2 separate regions of the Homo sapiens genome follow, and region 1 is linked to region 2. A link is an interaction called in ENCODE POLR2A ChIA-PET data of the cell type or tissue named here. Cell type or tissue: Panc1. All regions are shown on one strand. Links, peaks and the distances in the headings refer to the core of each region. The heading gives the core; the rest is flanking DNA.

Evidence for each region. Peaks named below come from ENCODE experiments on the same cell type or tissue, not always from the same donor. Only the 100,000 strongest peaks of a DNase experiment are listed, where the experiment ranks them.
Region 1: POLR2A ChIA-PET joins it to region 2 with 6 read pairs; 7 of 35 experiments call an interaction of 5 or more read pairs at or near these places.

The regions. Positions count from the first base shown.
Region 1 is chr7:100,516,699-100,522,072 of GRCh38, forward strand. LOC107986829 (a long non-coding RNA gene) reads left to right here. Exons shown (of 4, transcript XR_001745301.2): 3 at 1-58; 4 at 3,186-5,338. Among named protein-coding and RNA genes, the nearest start is that of AGFG2, 20 kb to the right of the region's middle. In Panc1, for the core only: no CTCF peak of the experiment used is centred there; no DNase peak of the experiment used is centred there.
Region 2 is chr7:100,448,014-100,453,387 of GRCh38, forward strand. No RefSeq gene overlaps it. Among named protein-coding and RNA genes, the nearest start is that of SPACDR, 14 kb to the right of the region's middle. RefSeq lists a silencer at 2,777-2,876. In Panc1, for the core only: CTCF peaks have their summits at 2,621 (motif pointing left) and 2,827 (motif pointing left); DNase peaks (open chromatin) are centred at 2,618 and 2,898; H3K4me3 peaks cover 1,105 bases; H3K27ac peaks cover 772 bases.

The DNA of each region.
Region 1 (5,374 bases), core at 107-5,106, 69 kb after region 2:
TTGACCCAGAGTTCCTGAAGAGGAGGATGGGAACCTTGGAGGCTGTTTCTCCAGGCTGGTTAGTACCAAAGATGGACAGGACTTGAAAAATAATGGAGGATTACCTTGGGCTTAATTACGTGGGTACTTGATATGCTGTCTTCAATTTAGAGAAAGGGTCTCACTCTGTTGCCCACAGTGGAGTACAGAGGCACAACCACAGCTCATCACAGCCTCAAACCCACAGGCACGGATGGACACAGTGGCTCATGCCTGTAATCCCAGCACTTTGGGAGGCCAAAGTGGGTGGACCACCTGAGGTCAACAGTTTGAGACCAGCCTGACCAACATGGTTAAACCCCGTCTCTACTAAAAAAAAAAAAATACAAAAATTAGGGCGTGGTGGCGGGCACCTGTATTCCCAGCTACTCGGGAGGCTGAGGCGGGAGAATTGCTTGAACCCAGGAGGCAGAGGTTGCAGTGAGCCGAGATCACGCCATTGCACTCCAGCCTAGGTAACAGAGAGACTCCGTCTCAAAACAAATCAAAACAAACAAAAAAACCCAAACAAACAAATAAAAAACTGCAGGCACATGCCACTGCACCTGGCTAAATTTTTTTTTAATTTTTTTAATTTTTTTTTTTAAAGAGATGGCATTTCACTATGTGGCCCAGACTGGTCTCCCAACTCCTAGCACCAAGCAATTCTCCCTCCTTAGCCTCCCAAAGTGCTGGGATTATAGGCATGAACCATTGCACCTGGCCTCTGTTTCTCTTTACCCATCCCAGCTATTTATCTTTACCTGGAAGGGGTAGCAGTATCCTTTCACAGGGACCTAGTCCACTTTACCTAGGGACCAGCCATCTAGGTTTACCTGAAACTGTTATTCGGGCACTGAAAGTTCTGCATCCTAGGAAGCCCCCAGGTCCCTGGCAAACTGGGATGGTTGATCACACTAACTGACTCCTCTGTAGGATGTCATCCTGATCGTCATTGACAATATCATGCTGATTTGCCTTGGACTTGAAGTATCAAAGATCCCCCAGGTCTTGCTGAGACGTGGATGTAATGGGGTTGTGAGATATAACTGGCAGAAATGCAAGGACCTGTCACATCAGTAGAGCTTAGAAAATCATTAGTAATGAATAGTAAGTTGTAATGAATATTCATTAGTAATGAATAATAATTAGCAATGAATATTCCTTAGTAATATAAGATCTCCTTCAAAATGTGGGGGATGGGAGGGCAGAGAATGAAGGACAAATTGCTGCATTTTATTTATTTTATTTTTTGAGACAGGGTCTTGCTCTGTCACCCAAGCTGGAGTGCAGTGGCATGATCATGGCCCACTGCTGCCTCAACCTCCAGGGCTCAAGTGATCCTCCCACCTCAGCCTCCCACCTCAGCCTGTGGAGTACCTGGGACCACAGGTACACACCACCACACCCAGCTAATTTTTATTTCTTTTTAAAAATTATTATTATTTTTGTTTGTTTGTTTGAGACAAAGTCTCGCTCTGTCATCCCGGCTGGAGTGCAGTGGCGCGATCTCGGCTCACTGCAAGCTCCACTTCCTGGGTTCACGCCATTCTCCTGCCTCAGCCTCCCGAGTTGCTGGGACTATAGGCACCCGCCACCACACCCAGCTAATTTTTTTGTATTTTTAGTAGAGACAGGGTTTCACCGTGTTAGTCAGGATGGTCTCGATCTCCTGACCTCATGATCCACCTGCCTCAGCCTCCCAAAGTGCTGGGATTACAGGTGTGAGCCACCACGCCTGGCCTTAAAAATTATTTATTAATTTTTAAATTTTTTTTCTTTCCAATCATTTGTCACAGTCATATTATTTTTAAATTATTTGTAGAGATGTGGGTCTCCCTATGTTGCCCATGCTGGTCTTGGACACCGGAGCTCAAGTGATCCTGTCTTGGCCTACCAAAGGGCTGGAATTACAGGAATGAGCCACTGCATCAGGCCAACTTGCTACATTTTATACTTTCAACTAATAAGGAATTCTGGAAGCAGCATCTACCTCTATTTTAGCAGGGCTTTTTTCACTGCAAGAAACAAAAAAGTTCACTCAACAAAGCTCAAGTAAGAGAAAGAGATAGATAAGGGAGACCTGATCTCTTAGAACTAAGCCATAGTGGAATCAGAATTCATGTAGGTTGAAACCCAAGGAAGTTCTGAGTCCAGGAAAAACTCTAGGTGCTTCACAATAGGAATTGGCGAATGGGCCAGACACGGTGGCTCACACCTGTAATCCCAACACTTTGGGAGGCTGAGGCGGGCAGATCACAAGGTCAGGAGATGGATACCATCCTGGCTAACACGGTGAAACCCCGTCTCTACTAAAAATACAAAAAAATTAGCTGGGTGTGGTGGCACACGCCTATAGTCCCAACTACTAGGGAGGCTAAGGCAGGAGAATCGCTTGAACCTGGGAGGCAGAGGTTGCAGTGAGACGAGATTGTGCCACTGCTCTCCAGCCTGGGCGACAGAGCGAGACTCCATCTCAAAAAAAAAAAAAAAGGAATTGGTGAATGTTCCCTCTCCCTCCAAGTGTCAATGTGATTTAGCCACCACCTACCACTTGTTAGTGTTTGTCTCCTTCTACCCGGTTCCACATTTCTCACCTAAAAGGCCCAAGAAAGAAAATCTGATTAATTTATCTTTTCATATTTATTTATTTTTTAAGATGGAGTTTCGCTCTTGTTGCCCAGGCTAGAGTGCAATGGCGCGATCTCAGCTCACTGCAACCTCTGCCTCCTGGGTTCAAGCAATTCTCCTGCCTCATCCTCCTGAGTAGCTGAGATTACAGGCATGCACCACCACCGCCCGGGTAATTTTGTATTTTTAGTAGAGATGGGGTTTCTCCATGTTGGTCAGGCTGGTCTTGAACTCCCAACCTCAGGTGATCTGCCCGCCTCGGCCTCTCAAAGTGCTGGGAATACAGGCATGAGCCACCGCGGCCAGCCTATCTTTTCATTTTTTAAAACTTATGTTTTAGGTTGGGTTTTGTTTTGTTTTGTTTTGTTTTGTTTGGAAACAGGGTCTCACTCTGTTGCCCAGGCTGCAGTAGTGCAGTGGCATGATCATGGCTCACTGCAGCCTTAAACTCCTGGGCTCAAACAATCCTCCCACCTCAGCCTCCCTAGTAGCTGGCTACCACACTGGCTAATTATTTTACTTTTTATTTTTTGTAGTGATGGAGTCTTGTTGTGTTGCCCAGCCTGGCGTCTAACCCCTGGCCTCAAGCGATCTTCCTGCCTTGGCCCCCCAAAGTGCTGGAAGTATAGGCATGAGTCACCACGCCCAGCCAAATTTGTGTCTTATTTTTAATAAATTTGGACGTGGTCGTAATTTAAAGAGTTAAATACTTCCAAAGACATGTTAGAAAAAAGAGAAGATCCTTTTCAACTCTCCTCCATTTTCAGCTCCTCAGAAGTAAGCATTTTTTCAGTTCTTATAGCTGATCTTTTGTTATTTGGTTTATATTTATATGTCTAAATAATACAGTTATGTCTTTAGCTCTTGGTTTTTTTTTTCAGTATTACCTATTATCTATTGACTTACCGTGTGGACAGTGAGGGTTAGCTCTCTTTCACTTCCCAGTCACACACACCAGTCACACACACACACACCAGTCACACACACACACACCAGTCACACACACACACACACACACACACACACTTCCCATCCCACCATCCTCTGAACACAGACAGTCCCCCAATTTAGGATGGTTTGACTTAATGATTTTCTTAACTTTACAATGAGTTAATCAGGACTCAGTCCCATCATAAGTCAGGGAGCTAGGATGGTTTGACTTAAGGATTTTCTTGATTTTATAATGAATTAATCAGGACACAGTTCCATCATAAGTCAGGGAGGCTCTGTATTTGTCATTTTAGTTAGAAAGAGATTTAGGATTTTATGTATGTGTGTGTATATATATACACACACATATATGTATACATATATATATAAGTATATATGTATATGTGTGTATATGTATACACATATATATACGTATATGTGTGTAAGTATGTGTGTGTGTGTGTATATATATATATATATATAGAGAGAGAGAGAGAGAGAGAGAGAGAGAGAGAGAGACGGAGTTTCACTCTTGTCACCCAGGCTGGAGTACAATGGTACGATCTCGGCTCACTGCAACCTCCGCCTCCTGGTTTCAAGCGATTCTCCTGCCTCAGCCTCCCAAGTAGCTGGGATTACAGGCGCCCACTGCCACGCCCAGCTAATTTTTTTTTTTTTTGGTATTTTTAGTAGAGACGGGGTTTCGCTATGTTGGTCAGCCTGGTCTCAAACTCCTGGCCTCAGGCGAGCCACCTGCCTCGGCCCCCCAAAGTGCTGGGATTACAGGTGTGACCCACCGCGCCTGTCCTAGGGTTATATTTTTATAAGTGTATATATGCTATTCATAATTGAGCCATTTGTTTCCCTTGGAGTTAATAATTGCCTTATCTTTTGGTTTGCCGATGTTTCTAGGTATTAATCCTAATTGAATCCCTGCTGTAAAATAAGTCTTCTCATTATGTTCAAACATACAGAGTAGATTGTCACAGGGCAGTGAAGGCATATTGCTGCACCTGCTAGGTGAAGGTAAATTATTAGGTCTTCAGTCAGTTTCATCTTCTTGAAGGAATCCCTCCAAGAACCTTCTGATTTGTTTCTTTTTTTTTTACCTTTTTAAAAATCTTATTGCCTGCTCTCTGTGAAACCTACCTTCTGATCTTCTCTACTTTGGACTAGCTGCTTTCTAGGGCAGCAACTCAGCTGTCATTTTGGGGTCTCCTCTCACTATTACCCTAGGGACTCCCTTCGTCTTTGTTGAATTGGATACCCTCACTCATGGATCCCAAGTCTTCTTTCTTGCTTTATCGCTTTACGTAGGTGGTGTACTCTACTGATAGCTTCCTGAGAATGTTCAGGAAATGTTCAAGACTGTGTAGCAGAGAATGTGACTAATTCCACCAGTATCCTTCCATTCTTCCATAGTAATAGAGTTTTTATCTAGGCATAAAACCATCCAAAGGCCAGGCACTATGGCTTACACCTGTAATCCCAGCACTTTGGGAGGCCAAGGCAGTAGGATCACTGGAGCCCAGGAGTTCAAGACTAGCCTGGGTAACATAGGGAGACTCTGTCTCTACAAAAAATGAGAAAATTAGCTGGGCATGGTGGCATGCGCCTATAGTCTCAGCTACTCCAGCAGCTGAGCTGGGAGGATCACTTGAGCCCAGGAGGTCCAGGCTGTAGTGAACCATGATTGTGCCACTGCACTCCAGCCTGAGCAACAGAGTGAGACGCTGTCTCAAAAAAGAAAAAAAAAAAAGATAATTCAAAATAAAGTCTATATTTCTGCATTTTC
Region 2 (5,374 bases), core at 78-5,077:
CCCCATCTCTTCCAAAAATACAGAAAATTAGCCAGGCTTGATGGCACATGCCTGTAGTCCCAGCTACCTGGGAGGCTGAGATGGGAGGATCGCTTGACCCCGGGAAGCAGAAGTTGCAGGGAGCTGTGATTGCACCACTGCACTCCAGCCTGGGTGACATGCAAGACACTGTCTCAAAAATAAAATAAATTATGGCCGGGCGTGGTGGCTCACGCCTGTAATCCCAGCACTCTAGGAGGCAGAGGCGGATGGATCACCTGAGGTCAGGAGTTCGAGACCAGCCTAACCAATATGGTGAAACCCCATCTCTGCTAAAAATACAAACATTAGCCAGGTGTGGTGGCGTGCGCCTGTAGTCCCAGCTACTCAGGAGGGTGAGATAGGAGAATCGCTTGAACCTGGGAGGCAGAGGTTGCAGTGAGTCAAGATTTCACCACTGCACTCCAGCCTGGGCGACAGAGTGAGACTCTGTCTCAAAAAAAATAAATAAAAATAAATAAAATAAATAAGGCCGGGCCCGGTGGCTCATGCCTGTAATCCCAGCACTTTGGGAGGCTAACTAAGGTGGTAGATCACCTGAGATCAGGAGTTTGAGACCAGCCTTGCCAACATGGTGAAACCCCGTCTCCACTAAAAATACAAAAATTAGCGGAGTGTGGTGGCAGATGCCTGTAATCACAGGTACTCGGGAGGCTGAGGCAGGAGAATCGCTTGAACCTGGGAGGCAGAGGTTGCAATGAGCCGAGATCACGCCACTGCACTCCAGCCTGGGCAACAAGAGCGAAACTCCTTCTCAAACAACTAAAAACAAAACAAAACAAACAAATAAATAAATATTAAAATTAAATAAAATATAGCCTAGGCTCAAAGCAGAGCCCTGAGAATCAGGGCCCAGTCCCTTCCCCACAAGTTACTACCACAGACACACCTTGCCAGTCCTTCAACCTGAGAAAAACCTCGAAATGCCCCACACTTTTTCTACTGGCCCCCAGGCTGAGGAAAGGCCAGGGCACAGGGAGTGTTTTGTAGAGATGAGGTCTGGCTATGTAGCCCAGGCTGGCTTCAAACTCCTGGGCTCAAGCGATCCTGCCACCTTGGACTCCCAAAGTGCTAGGATTACAGGTTTATTCCAAAAGTGCTAGGATTTCAGGTTATCCTGAAAACAAAGGGACGACAAGGGGTGGAGGCTGGGTTAGTTCTGGGCTAGAGGGATAGAGTGGCTGCAGGTGGAACCCGGGGGGCCGGGCAGGATGCGAACTTGGTGGGGAAGGAGGGTTTCCACACCAGTGTGTCCTGGCCAAGAATCGGATGAGGCAGGATTTGTTTTGTTGAATTTTGTTTTGTTTTGAGACAAGGTCTTGCTCTGTTAACCAGGCTGGAGTGCAGTGATGCAATCACAGCTCACTGCAGCCTCTAACTCCTGGACTCAAGCAATTCTCCCACCTCAGCCTCCCAAGTAGCTGGGACTTTTAGGTGCATGGCACTATGGCCAGTTAATTTAATTATTATTTATTTTTTCTTTTCTTTTCTTTTCTTTTTTTTTTTTTTTGAGACGGAGTCTCATTCTGTTGCCCAGGCGGAGTGCAGTGGCGCAATCTCGGCTCACTGTAACCTTTGCCTCCCGGTTTCAAGCGATTCTCCTGCCTCAGCCTCCTTAGTAGCTGCGATTACAGGCGCCCACTACCATGCCCGGCTGATTTTTGTATTTTTAGTAGAGACAGGGTTTCACCATGTTGGCCAGGTTGGTCAGGAACTCCTGATCTCAGGTGATCCACCCTCCTCCGCCTCCCAAAGTGCTGGGATTACCGGCGTGAGCTACCGCACCCGGCCTAAAATTATTTTTTTTAGAAATAGGGTCTCATGGTTGGGCGCAGTGGCTCACGCCTGTAACCCCAGCACTTTGGGAGGCCAAAGCAGGTGGATTATTTAAGGTCAGGAGTTCCAGACCAGCCTGGCCAACATGGTGAAACCCCATCTCTCTACTAAAAATACAAAAAAATGAGCTGGGCGTGGTGGCACATGCCTGTAATCTCAGCTACTCGGGAGGCTGAGGCACGACAATCGCTTGAACCTGGGAGGTGGAGGTTGCAATGAGCCGAGATCGCGCCACCGCATTCCATCCTGGGCGACAGAGCAAGACTCCGTCTCAAAAAAAAAAAAAAAAGCGACAGATGGGGTCTCACTATATTGCCCAGGCTGGTCTTGAACTCCTGGGCTCAAGCAGTTCTCCCTACCTTGGCCTCCCGAAATGTCAGGATTACAGACATGAGCCATCATGCGCAGTGGAGAAGCTGTTTTCACTAGAAACTAACCGTCCCGTGGAAGCAGTGTCACCAGTGCCCATTTTATGCTCTGGAGACCCTTTAGTGTTTAAGAATCCATCCGCTAATGTCGGCTCCCCCATCGGCTAATGTCGTAGGGGTGCTGGGAGGAGCGGCAGAGCCCGCGGTCAGGGTCTCCGGGGGCTCACATAGGGAGGTCTCTCTGTTCCCGGCTATGGCCTAGAGCCCCTCTAGCAGTTCCTCCACCACCCCCATTAGGCCGTAGGGGCTTCCCCAGCCAGAGGCCAAGGGCGACGCGACCTTAACGCCGGTCCGCGCACCGCGGCGCCACCTGGAGGTCAGGACCAAGACGAGACAGGCTGTTCAAGTCCCCCAGCTTCGCCGCGGCCGCCACGCCCGACCACCCGGCCCCCGCTGGCGTCCCTAGCTGGCCCCCTACAGGTCTTACCCGCGCTTGTTGCCCCCAGACCCAGGCTTCTCCCCACCTGCACCCACCAGACTGGGAAGGTGGCCAGACTAGACCGAGGGCTGAGGCGGGAGAGACTCCGCCCCCGAGGCCCCGCCCCCTTCTGACAGCAGACGAGGCTGACGTCACTGGATTGGGCAGGTGTCCAGGTGTCCTCTCTCCAGCTGCATCTCCCCTCCTCCACCCAAGGGGAGTCCTCAGTCCCCCAGGCCAGAGTCTCCAATACCCCAAGGTGCCTTCTGTGATCTCCCCGCAGTGCAGCCTCCGGGGCACCCCCCACCCCAATAAAACTCATCTCCGGTTAAAATATCGATTCCAGCGGGCGTGGTGGCTCATGCCTGTAATCCCAACACTTTGGGAGGCCGAAGTGGTCAGATCACCCGAGGTCAAGAGTTCGAGACCAGCCTGGCCAACATGGTGAAACCCCGTCTCTACTAAAAATATAAAAATTAGCCGGGCGTGGTGGTGCACGCCTGTAATCCCAGCTACTCTGGAGGCTGAGGCAGGAGAATCGCTTGAACCCGGGAGGCGGAGGTTGCAGTGAGCCGAGATTGTGCCACTGCACTCCAGCTTGGGCAACAGAGTGAGACCCCATCTCAAAAAAAAAAAAAAAAAAAGGATTCCCAGACCCCACCTCAGTTTCTGACTTTGAGGCCAAAAATCTGGTTTTTGTTTTGTTTTGTCTTGTCTGGTTTGAGACAGGCTCTCGCTCTGTTGCCCAGGCTGGAGTGCAGCGGCATCATCATGGTTCACTGCAGCCTCAAACTCCTGGGCTCAAGCCATCCTCCACCTCAGCCTCCCGAGCAGCTGGGACCACAGGCACATACCACCACCACCAGCAGCTACTTTTCTTTTTTGTCTGTTTGTTTTGTAGAGATGGGGTCTGGCTATGTAGCCCAGGCTGGCCTCAAACTCCTGGGCTCAAGTGATCCTGCCACCTTGGACTCCCAAAGTGCTAAGATTACAGGCATGAGCCACCACACCCAGTTGGAATCTGTGGGTTTTTTTTTTTTTTTCAGACGGAGTCTTGCTCTGCTGCCCAGGCTGGAGTGCAGTGGCTTGATCTCGGCTCACTGCAACCTCTGCCTCCCAGGTTCAAGCGATTCTCCTGCCTCAGCCTCCCAGATAGGTGAGATTACAGGCACCTGCCATCATGCCCAGCTAATTTTTATATTTTTGTAGAGACAGGGTTTCACCATGTTGACCAGGCTGGTCTTGAACTCCTGACCTCAGGTGATCCACCCGCCTTGGCCTCCCAAAGTGCTGAGATTACAGGCGTGAGCCACCGTTCATGGCCTGGAATCTGTGTTTTTTTTTTCTTATTTTATTTTTTGTTTTTGTTTTATTTTTTTGAGACAGAGTCTCGCCCTGTCACCGGGCTGGAGTGCAGTGGTGCAATCTCCACTCACTACAACCTCTACCTCCCGGGTTCAAGCAATTCTCCTGCCTCAGCCTCCCAAGTAGCTGGGACTACAGGTGAGTGCCGCCACGCCTGGCTAATTTTTCGTATTTTTAGTAGAGACGGGGTTTCACTGCGTTAGCCAGAATGGTCTCCATCTCCTGACCTCGTGATCCACCTGCCTCAGCCTCCCAAAGTGCTGGGATTACAGGTGTGAGCCACCATGCCCGGCCTGGAATCTGTGTTTTTAACAAGCTCTCAGGAGATTGTGATATGTCCTAAGCTTCAGAATCCCAACAGTCTACATTCCCATGCAGTGTGGCAGTGATTCCCAAACTTCAGCAGGCGTGTTCAAACAGATTGCTGGCCCCCATCCTAGGGTTTTTGATTCAGTAGGTCTGCGGTGCAGGGCCTGGAGTTTGAATTTCTACTACTCTCTGGGGAATGCGATGCTCTGGTCCAGGACCACACTCTAATAACTATTTCATTTATTTTCCTTTTTTTTTTTTCTTGAGACAGAGCCTTGCTTTTGAGACAGAGATTCAGACAGGTTAATTCACTTGCTGAAGGTCACACAGCCAGGAAAGGCAGAATTTGAACCTGGTCTTTGTGAGCCCAAAGGCTGGGCTGGTTCTGTCTCCGGCAACTGCTAGTTAGCACCTCCCAGGAACTTACCTTGTTTCTGCAGGTTAACTCAACACTCCCTGAAGCCTGAGGAAGTTTGTTATTTTTATTTTTATTTTTTGAAGACAGAGTCTGATTCTATCGCCCAGGCTGGAGTTCAGTGGCGTGATCTCAGCTCACTGCAACCTCTGCCTCCCAGGTTCAAGCAATTCTCCTGTCTCAGCCTCCCGAGTAGCTGGGATGACAGGTGCGCGCCACCATGCCCAGCTAATTTTTTTTTCTTTTTTTGAGATGGAGTCTCACTCTGTCACCCAGACCAGAGTGCAGTGGCAAGATCTCAGCTCACTGCAAGCTCCGCCTCCCAGGTTGACACCATTCTCCTGCCTCAGCCTTCCAAGTAGCTAGGGCTACAGGTGCCGGCTACCACGCCCAGCTAATTTTTTGTATTTTTAGTAGAGACGGGGTTTCACCGTGTTAGCCAGGATGGTCTCGATCTCCTGACCTCGTGATCCTCCCACCTCGGCCTCCCAAAGTGCTGGGATTACAGGCGTGAGCCACCATGCCCAGCCAATTTTTGTATTTTTAGTAGAGGGTTTCGTCATG